2 separate regions of the Homo sapiens genome follow, and region 2 is linked to region 1. A link is a contact called in ENCODE Hi-C data. All regions are on one chromosome and are shown on one strand. Each heading gives the region's core, a stretch centred on a gene start or an enhancer-like site at or near the end of the contact. The rest is flanking DNA. Distances are from core to core; before and after follow the strand shown.

Evidence for each region. A loop is a pair of places that touch in the nucleus more often than their neighbours do. Pooled maps may share reads with other maps.
Region 2: a loop to region 1 is called in a pooled map, with 5 times the contacts of the local background. The contact joins the enhancer-like site here to the promoter of NAA35 in region 1. A Hi-C loop is called at or near these places in 2 of 50 pooled maps.

What each region holds. Positions count from the first base shown.
Region 1 is chr9:85,936,004-85,943,034 of GRCh38, forward strand. NAA35 (N-alpha-acetyltransferase 35, NatC auxiliary subunit) reads left to right here and starts at 5,143. Exons shown (of 23, transcript NM_024635.4): 1 at 5,143-5,270; 2 at 6,152-6,280. The coding sequence starts at 6,157. It also overlaps the pseudogene LOC100130049. RefSeq lists a silencer at 5,047-5,726.
Region 2 is chr9:87,558,108-87,564,886 of GRCh38, forward strand. All of the region lies in intron 2 of DAPK1 (death associated protein kinase 1), which reads left to right. Among named protein-coding and RNA genes, the nearest start is that of DAPK1-IT1, 8.0 kb to the left of the region's middle. RefSeq lists enhancers at 1,652-1,821, 3,874-4,043, 5,683-6,182 and a cis regulatory region at 3,959. Within about 2 kb of position 2,449, at least 2 of the 41 ENCODE cell types and tissues checked have a DNase peak (open chromatin) inside an H3K27ac peak, as active enhancers do.

The sequences.
Region 1 (7,031 bases), core at 3,893-6,392:
AGGCGGGCGGATCACCTGAGGTCGGGAGTTTGAGATCAGCCTAACCAACATGGAGAAACCCGGTCTCTACTAAAAATACAATATTAGCTGGGCGTGGTGGCGCATGCCTGTAATCCCATCTACTCGGGATGCTGAGTCAGGAGAATCGCTTGAACCCAGGAGGCGGAGGTTGCGGTGAGCGGAGATCGCGCCATTGTACTCCAGCCTGGGCAACAAGAGCAAGACTCTGTCTCAAAAACAAAAAACAAAAAACAAAAACAAAAAAAAGAAAACAAGAAGAAAACGTGCTATAGAAAGAAGTCTCCAGAAAAGAGTCCTGATCCCAACACACCTTGTGGGAAGAAGAGAAAGGCCTTCCCAGCCTCTGAGACCCCAAAGGCTGCAGAGTCTGAGATCCCGTGGAAAGGCCCAGGGAAGAAGCCAAAAATTAATGAGTCAGTGAAGGAAAAAAAATACTTCACTGGGGAAAAAAGCCTGAGACAGGTACAAAAAAGCCAGAGGCCAAGTTTTTTACTACTCTTCGTAAATCTGTGAGAAAAGCTTCCCATAGCCCCTCAAAACGACCCCAAAAACCCAAAGTACCCCAGTCGACCTAAAGTCAGTGATTCAACTGGAAGGAAACATTAGAACTACCTGAGGAACTTTTTAGAAATACTAGGGTCCTGGCCCGGTGCGGGGCCTCACGCCTGTAATCCCAGCACTTTGGGAGGCGGAGGCAGGCGGATCACGAGGTCAGGAGATCGAGACCATCCTGGCTAGCACGGTGAAACACCGTCTCTACAAAAAAATACAAAGAAATTGGCCTGGCGTGGTGGCGGGCGCCTGTAGTCCCAGCTACTCGGGAGGCTGAGGCAGGAGAATGGTGTGAACCTGGGAGGCGGAGCTTGCTGTGAGCGGAGATCCTGCCACTGCACTCCAGCCTGGGCGACAGAGCGAGACTCCGTCTCAAAAAAAAAAAAAAAAAAAAAAGATTTCTTAAAGCCTCCATAGGTCCATAGGTAATTCTGACATATGATGTGTTATTTTAATAGAGGTTTATTTGAAATTACATATTCTGCATTATTTAATTTTCTGTTACATAAGTGTTGTTATTAAACAATAGGACTAGTAGTTAATAGTACTAATGCGGGAGAAGGAAAGGAAGACTTATTTGGGGAAAATTCAGACTGCAGAAGTGGCCTGCCTGAAAAGTCACAGCAACAGGCAAAAATAAAATAACCTAGGAAAAAAATCTCAGGCTGCACCTGCAGACAGAGAAGCAGACAGGGTCCAGCACAGAGGCCCTTTGTTCTTTGTATTAATAGCAAGCTCCCAGGAAAAAGTTTCCTCCTCTTTTCAGGCATATACACGTTGGGAGCCTGCACAGGAAGGAGGGGATCTTACCTAAAACAAACCCACAGTTATACAAACAAGAGAAGCAGCTCTTTGTGCTTGTCTAGAGACATACCCACAGCTGCGTAAGATAAGGGGAGTTGCACAGACACCTTTACCGATAAGTCACTCAAACTGTTAGAGAGATGAGAGGAGTTTCTTTTCTTTTCTTTTTTTTTGAGACGGAGTCTCACTCTTGTCACTCACGCTGGAGTGCAGTGGCGTGATCTTGGCTCACTGCAAGCTCCGCCCTCCAGGTCCACGCCATTCACCTGCTGAGGTGGGTGGATCGCCGGAGCTCAGGAGTTTGAGACTAGCCTGGGCAACATGGCAAAACCCCATGTCTACCAAAAATACAAAAAATTAGCCAGGTGTGGTGGCATGCACCTGTAGTCCTAAGTAGTTTGAAGGCTGAGGTGGGAGGATCACTTGAGCCCGGGGTCGAGGATGCAGTGAGCTGAGATTGTGCCACTGCACTCCAGCCTGGGTGAGAGAGGGAGACCCTGTCTCAAAAATACATAAATAAATATAGTAGGACGAACTAAACTGATATTTTGATATTATCCATATTTAATTTAAAAACTCACAAAAACAGTGCCATGTTTCTTTCTGCCACATGATACAGTAGGATATGTTAACTCTTTCTGCTTCCTTTTCTGAAAATATTTCTCTGAGCAGCCTGTAGGTCCTCCTTAATTTATTTTATGTAATGGTAAAACTGATGTAAAATCCACTTTGACTTGCAGCTCTGCTCTTATCAAACTCATGTGACACTGGGTTCCAGTGTCAGTACAATATGATGCCATTGAGCTAAAGTTCATCTCAACACAAGTGTTGAATCACGTAATAGTTAGGATTTTATCTACTAGCAACAACAAGATTTAGACTTGTAGGAATTAATTTCCATCTCTCCAAAAATGGCCATCTACTCTTATGTTGTTTGGGTAGATCATTATTTGTCAATCAGTTCCTTTGCATCCATTCATCACATAGTCTATGTCTAAAATGCCCGTTGCTTTTTCAACATTAGAACGAATATTGGATGTCATCAGAAGTTAAAGGTTTCTCAGGGAAAATGGTTTTTAAATCAGAGAGGTTAGGAGAAATCAAATATGGATTTCAAATAAATTATAGTTTTAGTAAATAAAATGGTTTCACTTGGCTGCCGTGTTCTGGTTATAAATGTGTATTTGAAATATATATGTGTGTATATTTGTGTATTTAAAATATATATGTGTATATTTGTGTTTGAGATATATATGTATATTTGAAATATATATAAGTTCTGAAGCAGTCTTATTTACAAAAAAAGAGTGTTTTTTCCTCTATCAGTTTTTGTCACAACCTATACATGATCCTGAACAACTCAGATGCAGTCAGCTCATCCTTTTCTAGATATCTCATGGTCCTGCAGAGATCATTAAACAGTTTTGGAAAACTAGCATATATGTTTCTACTTTATTGTAACTCTTTTCTACATTCTCATCCTCAAATGTATTTAGTGAGTACCTACTATAGGCCAACCACTTCCCTAAGTCCTGGCGACACAGCTTTGATCAAAACAGGCAAAACTTCTGCCTTTGGGAAATTATTCTGTAAGAGAGATATGCATTCTTAATTTTTAAAGTTTTTTGAGACAGTCTTGCTCTGTTGCCCAGGCTGGAGTGCAGTGGCATGATCTCGGCTCACTGCAACCTACACCTCCCAGGTTCAAGCGATTCTCTTGCCTCAGTCTCCTGAGTAGCTGGGAGTACAGGTGCACGCCATCACGCCCGGCTAATTTTTGTATTTTTAGTAGAGATGGGGTTTCGCCAAGTTGACCAGGCTGGTCTTGAACTCCTGACCTCATGTGATCCACCCGTCTCAGCCTCCCAGAGGACTGGGATTACAGGCGTGAGCCACCACGCCCGGCCATTTAAAAATTTTTTAAACCAATTTTTGTGAAGTTCGGTTTACAAACAATAAAATGTACACATTGTAAGTATATACTTCAGTGAAATTTTACAAATGTATTCACCCACACAGGCACTACCTTAATCGAAAACAGAATATTTACATCACTTCAAATCAAGCTCTATCCAACTTAGTCTCTTCTTGAGCCCTGAGCAGCCACTAATCTGTCTTCTGTCACTATAGATGTCTTTTAAGAGCCTGGGGTCTCACTTGGGGAATCATACTCTTGCATTTGATTTCTTACTCTGTCGCCCAGGTTGGAGTGCAATGGCACCATCTCGGGTCACAGCAACCTCTGCCTCCTGAGTTCAAGGGATTCCCCTGTCTCAGCCTCCCAAGTGGCTGGGATTACAGGCGCACGCCACCATGCCTGGCTAATTTTTTTGTATTTTTAGTAGAGACAGGATTTCACCATATTGGTCAGGCTAGTCTCCAACCCGACCTCTCCACTGCCAGCCTCCCAAAGTGTTGGGATTACACGCATGAGCTACCAGCTACCAAGCTCAGCCTGATTTCTTTTACTCAATATATTTTTGAAATTCATTCATGTTGTATGTCAAGTAGTTTATCCCTGTTTATTGATAATTACATTCATTACATTGTATGGATATGCCACAAATTGTTTTTATTCAACAGTTGATGGACATTTGGGTTGTCTGTAGTTTTTGATGATTAAAAACAAAGCTGGGCCAGGCACGGTGGCTCATACCTGTAATCCCAGCACTCTGGGAGGCTGAGGTGGGCAGATCACGAGGTCAGGAGTTTGAGATCAGCCTGACCAACATGGTGAAACCCCATCTCTACTAAAAATACAAAAAACAGCCTGGTGTGGGGGCAGGCGCCTGTAATCCCAGCTACTCGGGAGACTGAGGCACGAGAATTGCTTGAACCTGAAAGGCAGAGGTTGCAATGAGCCGAGATCAGGTCACTGCACTCTAGCAGGGGCGACAAGAGTGACACTCTGTCTCAAACAAAAACAAAAACAAAGCAAAACAAAGCTGGTATGAACATTAACGTACAAGCCTTTGTATGAATATGTTTTTGTTCCTAAGTAAATTCGTAGATTACTGGATCGAATGATAAGTATATGATTATAAGGAGAGATTGTTAAGTTTTCCAAAGTGGTTGTACCATTTTGCATTACCACCACCAACATAACAGAGGTCCAGTTGCTCTGCATCCTTGCCAACATTTGGTATTATCTTTTCCATCTTTTAATTTTGGGCCATCCTAAAGAACAGGTGGTGATAAAGATGTGCTTCTTACCTGCGCCCGTCTATTTATGTAACCCCATTTAAAAACTGATCATTTTATTAATAAATTAAAAAAATCTAAAACATATAAGAATCTGAAATTAAATGTCTGGCTTGACTTTGCAGATATTTTGAATCTATGTTTCCTCACGAAACTCCCAGGCGCTGTATAGGAAACATAAATCCGTTGTCAGGCAGCAGTAGCACGCTGTTGCTCTCGGAGCTTGGCTGCTCGTTCGTGCTCGCAACCACTAAGGTCTACGCAAACCTCCACGGTTTCCTTCCGCCTTCGCGTCACCTTTCTAAGAAATTCCCAGAGGGCAGCGCAGACGGGGCGGGCTCTGAGACTCCGGGCTCCGCCTCTTTCCGGGAACCGCCCACTACCCAGGACTCCGACAGAGGGTGAAAAAAGATAACTTCCGGTCTCGCGATCGTCTCTAATCTCGCGAGAAGAGAAGGCGGCCGCCATCGGCCGAACGGAGGCGGTGGCGAGGGAGGGGGTGTGGCCGGGGAGCGCGAAGTCCCCGGGAGTAAGGGAGAGGGGGCGGGGTCGCGCGTCCCGGGCATACGCATGCGTGCACGCTGCCGGTCGGGCTGGGCTGAGAGGGGAGGGGGCGGCGGCGGCCGAGGCGGCGTCGTTATTTCCGTGGTCCGGACAGTGCGTGGCGGCGCGGGTGACCACGGGAGAAGTAGGTAGGGACCGCCCCTGCGTAGCCATTGAAACCCTCTCGCTCGTGTGTCCGAGAGCCGCAGCCCCCCGCGCGTGTGGCAGATCCTGGGGACCCCAGGTCACCCTGCGGCCCCGGCCCTCCCGCTGCGCGTCAGGTAGGAGCGGCGGGCTCCCCAGTGCCCGCTGTCGGCCGAGGCCCCACTCTTGCCCGGTGTTGCCGAGGCGACGACCCGGCGCCGGACGTGCCCGCCCTCCCGCGCGGCGACAGCTCTGTCCTTGCTTATGCGCCCAGTGGGACCGGGGCTGGGCTGGGCTGACCCGGGCAGGGCGGAAGGGAAGCGTGTGCCCGCCTCAGGTGTGCCTCGGCCCTAGGCCCGGCCGGCGGGACCCTGCGGTGCCTGCCGGCTCCTCATTGCTCCCGGCGAGGTTCTGCCTGGGTCCGGGCCGGCTCTGGCCCGGGAGAGGTCCCAGCGAGCTCTGGCCAGATGAAGGGCTACCTTGATTGACTTCGGTAGCTGCCGCATGGGGTCCTGGGCTGCGAGAGGGGACCCTGAATAGTGCCTTGGTCTTTTGTGGCTATTATTGAAAGTTGGAAGCTCTGGAGTTGTTCTTTTCGGGCCAGAGGTGAGATGGTTTGTGATTTTTCTTCTTAAACAGTAGGAAGGCAAAATGTTTATGGGCCCTGGTAGGTGGTGGGCTAATAGTAAGCAGCAGGAGTGTTAATTGACGTGCGATTTGATTGCATTAAGGTTATTCTTTGCAGTACTGTCCTTAGACTCAGAAGAGTTCTGCTTTAAAGAGTTTAGTTAAGACTTCATCCTATGCTGAAACAAACACCCATTTCTGCAAATACTCTTGCCCTGAAAGCTACATCCTCTCTCTTACATCAGTATTAATTTTACAGGCATAATGGTTATGAAAGCTTCTGTAGATGATGACGATTCAGGATGGGAGCTCAGTATGCCAGAAAAAATGGAGAAAAGCAATACAAACTGGGTGGACATTACCCAAGATTTTGAAGAAGCTTGTCGAGGTGAGTCTGATTTTTGGATTAGAAGTTCAGCATCTGGAAGGGGTAGAATGACGATTGTGCTTTCTAAACTTACCTCATTAGATGAAATCAACAGGTAAATGTGGTTTGTTGAGTTTGTTAGCCACACTTATTCTGTATCCTCTAATTTTAACTTTAAAGCAAATGTATATTTGATACAGCATTAAATACAGATGTTGAGGCAGTATTTTAAAATTGAATTTTTCTTGCTTTAACAGGTTAGAGAGAGCAGTAATTTCTAACTGTGGAAAACACTTTGTTAATCTAAAAGATAATAGTATTTTTGTATGTTTGAGGTTTCAGTATGATCAGATCACATCATTCCTTGTTTAAGATTGTCCAGTGGCTTCCTGTTGCAGGTAGAATAAAATCCACCCTCCTTCCCTATGGGTCTATAAAATCTGGTCCCTGCCTGCCACTCAGGTTTCATTTATGTGCCACTGTCCCCGCCAGGCTTATTACATTCCAGTCACAGGTCTTTTTTATCTCTTCGTAATACACACCAAGGTGGTTCTCCCAGGTGTTTGCATTTTTTGTTTTCTTTCTTTTAAATTGCTTTGCCCCTCGCTTTCACACAATTCTTCTTAAGTGTTAACCTCCCTGGTGAGGACCTCAAAACAACCACTCATTCTCTCCTCTGCAATTCCACCTCAGTTGAATCACTTTTTATTTTCTTCATACAGCTTATCTTTTTCAGAAGCCATAATTGTCAATTATTTCTTGTTTATTTTCA
Region 2 (6,779 bases), core at 1,199-3,698, 1.6 Mb after region 1:
GGTAATGGGCAGTTAGCTTGTCACAGTCCTGTCATCTTGCCAGCCCCTTGAGAGCTGCCAGAAGCTTGTGGTCTGTCTGGTTTCACATGGTGGTCATGGACTCTCTTAGGGACTCACATGTTACTGCACAGTGGGTATGCATCTTGGCCTGTCAGCACCTCTCCCTGAAGCATCCCAGGAGCTATTTACCAAAATGGATCATGCTCTTTTGTCAAGAGCAGGCCACTGGACTGCATTGCACCCCTGAGGATATACCCACAGATCAACGGGACAGAATAAATAAAGCAAGATGAAAAAGAATGAAGGGATCTAGTCGAATAAGCTTTGCAACTAAAAATCTTCCATGAATACAGGATCTCAGAATCACTTGATAATATGCTCCACATACATAAGTACACATATGCACACACACACAGCCGTGTGAGTACAGATACACAAGCTGTAAGGTGGTCATTGCACACCAACGTCCCTTTCGACGAAAACGAACAATTCCTCGATACTAGCTGGTCTCTTGGTTTCTGCTGTTTGTGACTTGTCATTGCAGGGAAGGGCTGTGATGGAGGGAGTTTTTGTTGACTTGGTAGTTCCTGTCTGCAGACCCCTTCATTGCTTCATTGGATTCCTTGGACAGCCTGCTATAGCCACATGGGGGCTCAGTTAGAGCCTGCTCTGTGAGCTGCATCTACCCATTTGGGCTCCCACGTGCAGAAAGCATGATTCCCATGCTCCATGTGGGCGGACTCCTGTTAGGCAGGTGGGAAAGGAGAAACCAGACTGCCTGGAACCTGCCCACAGGGCCTCTACCCAGTGGGGCATCAGGGAGGTACCACCCATTCCAGTCACTTGTTGAAAACTGTTCCCACTCTGGGGGAGGGGAGGGTAAGTCATGGTCTCTCTCTGTAAGAAATCACAGGTGCATGTGTGTGCACATGCATGCACCAGCTATCTCCTCCTTCTCCCCAACAAAATGACAGTTGGCATTCGTAGAGCCTGTACTCTGAGACGGGGATTTTGTGCTTGACGTGTATTATCTAATTTAATCTACTTAACCCTATAAGTTAGATGAAATATTATCCTTGTTTTACAAATGAAGAAATTAAGGTAGAGGTAATGTGTCATCTCTAGTACTCTAGAGTTTCTAATGCCCCAGGTATGCTTCTTTTTATTACAGGATAGGCTAGGGTAGGCTAGGGTAGGCTAGGCTAGGGTAGGGTAGGGCAGGGCAGGGTAGTGTAGGGTAGGGTAGCATCTACACCAATGCTGTGCATAGACCTTTCTGCAATTATGGGAATGTTCTGTGCCGCCCAGTGTGGTAACATCTAGCCACATGTGACTGTTGAGCATGTGAAATGGGACTAGTGTTTCCAAAAAGGTAAATTTTTAATATTCTTTAATTTTAGTTAAATTTCACTAGCACCGTGACTAGTAGCTACTGTGGTGGACTTTCCCTGCAGCTGAGGGCCCTCCCAGGACGCTCTCAAAAGCAGGATGTAGGACGCCTTGGACTTGATTAGCACTGTTTGATCATTGATTGATTTGAAAGATCTTTGCTGAGCCCCTCCTAGGTACTAAGCAGCTCAGGCTGTGAGAATGTCTGAACTCCAAGAATTGCTGCATGGTTCTTTTTGAACTGAGACCAGTGAGCAGGCGAATGTCTACAATAGTCCCGGGTGTTGGAAAGGACTCTGGTGTGGACCTTTGATGCCTGCTGCCCCAGTGAGTGACCCAGTGTCACCAGACTCGTGTGCCCACTCCTCAGAAAGGCCCCCATTCTTCATGCCCCCTATCTTGCCCTTCCTCTGCCTCCATCCGCTTCTTTTGTCTCCCCACCTTGGTTTATGAAGTCTCCTCTCTCCTCTTCCCTCCTCTGCCCTTGAATCTTTTTCTTTCCTTTTTTCTTTTTTTGTTTTTTTTTGAGACGGAGTCTTGCTCTGTCGCCCAGGCTCGATCTTGGCTCACTGCAACCTCCTCCTCCCGGGTTCAAGCTATTCTCCTGCCTCAGCCTCCCTAGTAGCTGAGATTACAGGTGCATGCCACCACGCCTGGCTAATTTTTGTATTTTTTTTTTAGTAGAGACGGGGTTTCGCCATGTTGACCAGGGTGGTCTAGAATTCCTGACCTCAAGTGATCTGCCTGCCTTGGCCTCCCAAAGTACTGAGATTACAGGTGTGAGTCACCATGCCCAGCCTGCCCTTGGAACTTTAAAATTTATTTGAAAGTTTATTTTAATATGTGGTTACAATCACATAACATTACATTTACCATTTAAACATTTTAAAGCGTGCAACTGAGTTGTGTCAGCTATATCACATTGTTGCGTGACACTTCCCCAGAACTTTCTCATCTTGCAAAACTGAAATTTCGTGCCTACTAAACACAAACTCCCCCTTCCCCTACCCCTTGGCAGATATGAGTCTACTTTCTGTTTCTGTGATTTGGACTACTTTAGATACCTCACATGAGTAGAATCACACAATATTTGTGCTTTTGTGACCTGCTTATTTCACTTAGCATGATGTCCTTGAGGTTCATCCACGTTGAGGCATGTGTCAGAACGTACTTTTTTTTTTTTTTTTTTGAGACAGTCTTGCTCTGTCACCCAGGCTGGAGTGCAGTGGCATGATCTCCACTCACTGTAACCTCCACCTTATAGGATCAAGCAATTCTCCTACCTCAGCCTCCCGAGTAGCTAAGATTATAGGCACCCACCACCACGCCCGGCTAACTTTTGTATTTTTAGTAGAGACGGAGTTTCACCGTGTTGGCCAGGCTGGTCTTGAACTCCTGACCTCAGGTGATCCACCCACCTCGGCCTCACAAAGTGTTGGGATTACCAGTGTGAGCCACCGCGCCTGGCTAGGATGTGCTTCCTTTTTAAAGGCTGCATTCTATTCCATTATGTGTATAAATCTCATGTCATGTAGTCATTCATCCATCAGTGGACATTTGAGTGCCCTTGTCTTTTACTTTTTTGTCCTTTCCCTTCATTTTCCCCAAAATAAAATATGAAATTAAAATAGCGGAACCAATAATATATTAGATGAGGAGCCGTTTGTGCTTATTTCCTATCTTTTGGGCAGCAAGAGTTGAGCCTTTATGCCCTCCCCAATCATTGCTACAAAATACACCAAATATGTGGCCGGGCGTAGTGGCTCACGCTTGTAATCCCAGCACTTTGGGAGGCCAAGGCGGGCGGATCACGAGGTCAGGAGATCGAGACCAGCCTGGCTAACACGGTGAAACCTCGTCTCTCCTAAAAATACAAAAAATTAGCCGGGCGTTGTGGCGGGCGCCTGTGGTCCCAGCTACTCGGGAGGCTGAGGCAGGAGAATGGCGTGAACCCGGGAGGCGGAGCTTACAGTGAGCCGAGATGGCACCACTGCACTCCAGCCTGGGCGACAGAGCGAGACTCCGTCTCAAAAGAAAAAAAAAATACACCAAATATGTTAGCCAGAGTGAATTTCTATTCTAATGAAACCTTTCATTGATTTTTTATTTCTCTGGGTCATTAACTTCCCATTGAATAAAGAAATTCCCCAGACCTGCCCTGGGGGATTCCCCTGCTCCATGGAAGTTTGATAGGCATTGCATTTGGGTGCTAGAAATGGAAGCCCCTTAGACAGCAGTTTACTTAAGTTAAAGGTTCATTTTCTTCTCATCCAGAAGTGGGGCTGTGTGTGGACAGTGCTTATCTGGCAGCTCCTCAGTGCCATTGGAGACCCAGGCTCCCTGGGTTCTGCCCCCCTCCTTAGGGTGTCAACCAGAGCTGCATCCACCATGCCCAGGGTTCAAGCAAGGAGAAGGGAAGGGAAGCAAAAGGGGGTGCACTCCAGCTTTACTGGCCCCCTGAATGGGCATCCCTGTGAGCTGCCTGCAAGGGGCTCTGCACACTTCTCATCATCCAGACTGGGCCACAGGGACCCTCACTCCACCCCAGAGCATGGAGAAGAGATGCATCGCTGCCCTGAGTAATGTGGGGATTCTCATGGGGAGAGGGAAGGGGGTTGTGCAGGGCAGGCCTCCTGCAGTTCTGTATCTACCTGGTGGTCTTCAGTGTTTACCTTCTTGGGGTTCAGGTGATGGAACGAAGACACAGCAGTTGAGCTATATGTTCATCATAGTTATACTGAGTTAGGATGGGCAAAGTCATGCCACTGTAACAAACAACCCCAATAGCGAACGTGAGTTAGTTGGAGCCTTGTCCTCCTGTGTCGTAACTCCAGGACTGAAGGTAATGAAGCCTCCACTGTGTGGAAAGTTGCAATCACATTGGTGAGGAAGAGGCTGTCACAAATTAAGGACTGGGTCTTGAGGCTTTCGTCGGGAACCAACAGGAGGAGTTGAGCCCACTTTCATTGGCCAGAAGTCACATGGCCACACTCAATGTGAAAGCATGGGTGTGTCCTCCTACCTCATGCTGAAAGGAGAGGACCCTGAAATATTTGATGACTGTCACTGCCACAGTAGTTATTTAAATAGAGAATTCTATAATATTTTTATAGAAAAGAGTATTAGGAATTGAGTCATTTGCTATCTCAAAGGCTCTACATTATTTACACCTGAAAGAAGTTGAGATTGTCCATGTAACCACCTGACATACTGTTTTGCTTAATTTAAAGCACACTGTCCAGAAGGAAATAAATAAACCTTGCCAAGTGTAATTCATCAAATAATAGCATGTCAGGTGCCCAAATTTGGAAGACAGATTGAAGCAAAAGTCTGCTGCTATTGCAGAGCAAAGACAATTTGCTTTATATTAAACTTAAGGAATGATTTAAAGAGGATTCTTCCCAGGCATGATGACTTGCTCAGCTTTTTTATAGAACCTCAAACAAGTGCTGACCTCTTAAACTTTTTTACTTTCTTCATGACAAATGATGTGATTTGGAGTGAAGGTTGGACAATGGAAGGAGGGTGATGATCCGCCTAGAGATTTGGTACTGGTGAATTTCAGGGGCAGATCTTGGGCCCCTCTTTGTGAAATGCTCATGTTTCTATTCTGTTGTCTGGAAGCATTTTGTAAGCAAAAGAGACTTTTTGTTCTTTATTAACTGTACCTTCCGGCATTCTTTCCTGGTAAACTCCAATTTCTAAGTTTATAAGTACATGCATTTGTCAGAATTTAGTCAACCAATCCACACAAATTTATTAAACACATACTGTATGAGGAAGAATATGGGAGTAGCAATTGAGGGCACAAAGATGAATATGATTTTTAAGCTCCTTGAATGCTTTTGAATTTAAGTGGTTCACACTCCCATTTGAAAGATACAGTGTGAACACCTGCACTAACACTATTTATTTCCACTCTGGGATGGGTTGTAGTGTTCATGGTCTCAGAGAACTGTGCCTCCCTGTTGCATCTTGGCTTGACTCCCCGTATTCCCTGAATTGGGGCTGGCCTTGTGGCTTGCTCTGCCCAGCAGAGTCTTGCAGAGAGACATGTGTGATGTCCAAGGTTAGACCTTGCTCTTGTGGGACACTTTGCTTTTATGTAAAGATGCTCTGTCAAGCCTCCTGGAGGATAAGAGGCCATGTGAAGTGAGAGGCCCAGCCATCAGTCAGCACACACCACCAGATGTTCAGGTGAGGCTGTCAGCCCACCAGCCAGCACCTCCCACCCCACCGCCTCTCAGACTGCAGACATGTGGCTGAGCCTAGCCAGCACCAGGAGGAGGAGATGACCTGCCCAGCTGAGCCCAGCCCATGTTGCAACCCACAGAGTTGTGAGCATGTGAATGATTGCCATTTGGGCCCCTAAGGTTGGAGTGGTGTGTTCGTGCCCAATGGTTGATCAGTGTCCACTCCCTGCTCATGCCCTCTGTGACAGCCGCGTAGACCTTCTTGCCACAATGGCATAGTTTTTGGCGCCATTTTGGATATGTTCTTTATTTAGTTTAGGATGCCCGTCTCCCCTTTTCCTCCTTGGAGCTTCTTTTTCCTATATTCAAAACCCAGGTGCTTCTCCGGATTCCCTCTGGTGCCCTCCATACACATCTCTGTTACTGGCACTTTACTTTCTACATTGCACTCTGCTGATTTGTTTACAGTTTAGTCTGATGCTGACCTCTGTAGGAAAAGAGTCTATTTTCTCTCTACTGGCTCTTGGGCCCTGACTCAGATCCTGGCACACAGTATGCTTGGTGGGTTATTGGGTGACAAGGCATAGAGAATAACTACTATGTGATGTCAGGGGGTATGGCTGACCAGTCCTGGCTGTCCCATTCACTGAGACATGTGTGACAAATGACTCACCACTTAAGGCCCATTTTTGTTAACTGGGAAATGAGGGTTTCTGTCTTAGTCCACTTTTTCCTGCTCTAACAGAATACGTGAGAATGGGTAATTTATGAACAATGGAAGTTTATTTTGCATATGGTGCTGGAGGCTGGGAGGTCCAAGACCATGTCACCAGCATCTGGTTATGGCCTTCCTACTGTGTTATTTCATGGCAGAAGGCAAGAGGGATGGGGAGGGAGGGAGGGGGAGAGAGAGAGAGAGAGGAGGAAGGAGCAAGAGGGAGGGAGGGAGGAAGGGAGAGAGAGAGATTGAGAAAAAGAAAGAGAGAGAGAGAGATGAAGCAAGGTAAACTCATCTTCTTAATCTGGAACCAGCTCCCACAATAACTGCATTAATTCATTCATGAGGCAGAGCCGTCATGATCTAATCACCTCTTAACGGTCTCACCTCTTAACACTGTTGCATTGGGGATTAAATTTCTAACACATCAACTTGGGGAACACATTCAAACCACAGCCAGTGCCACTGGCTATTCTGAT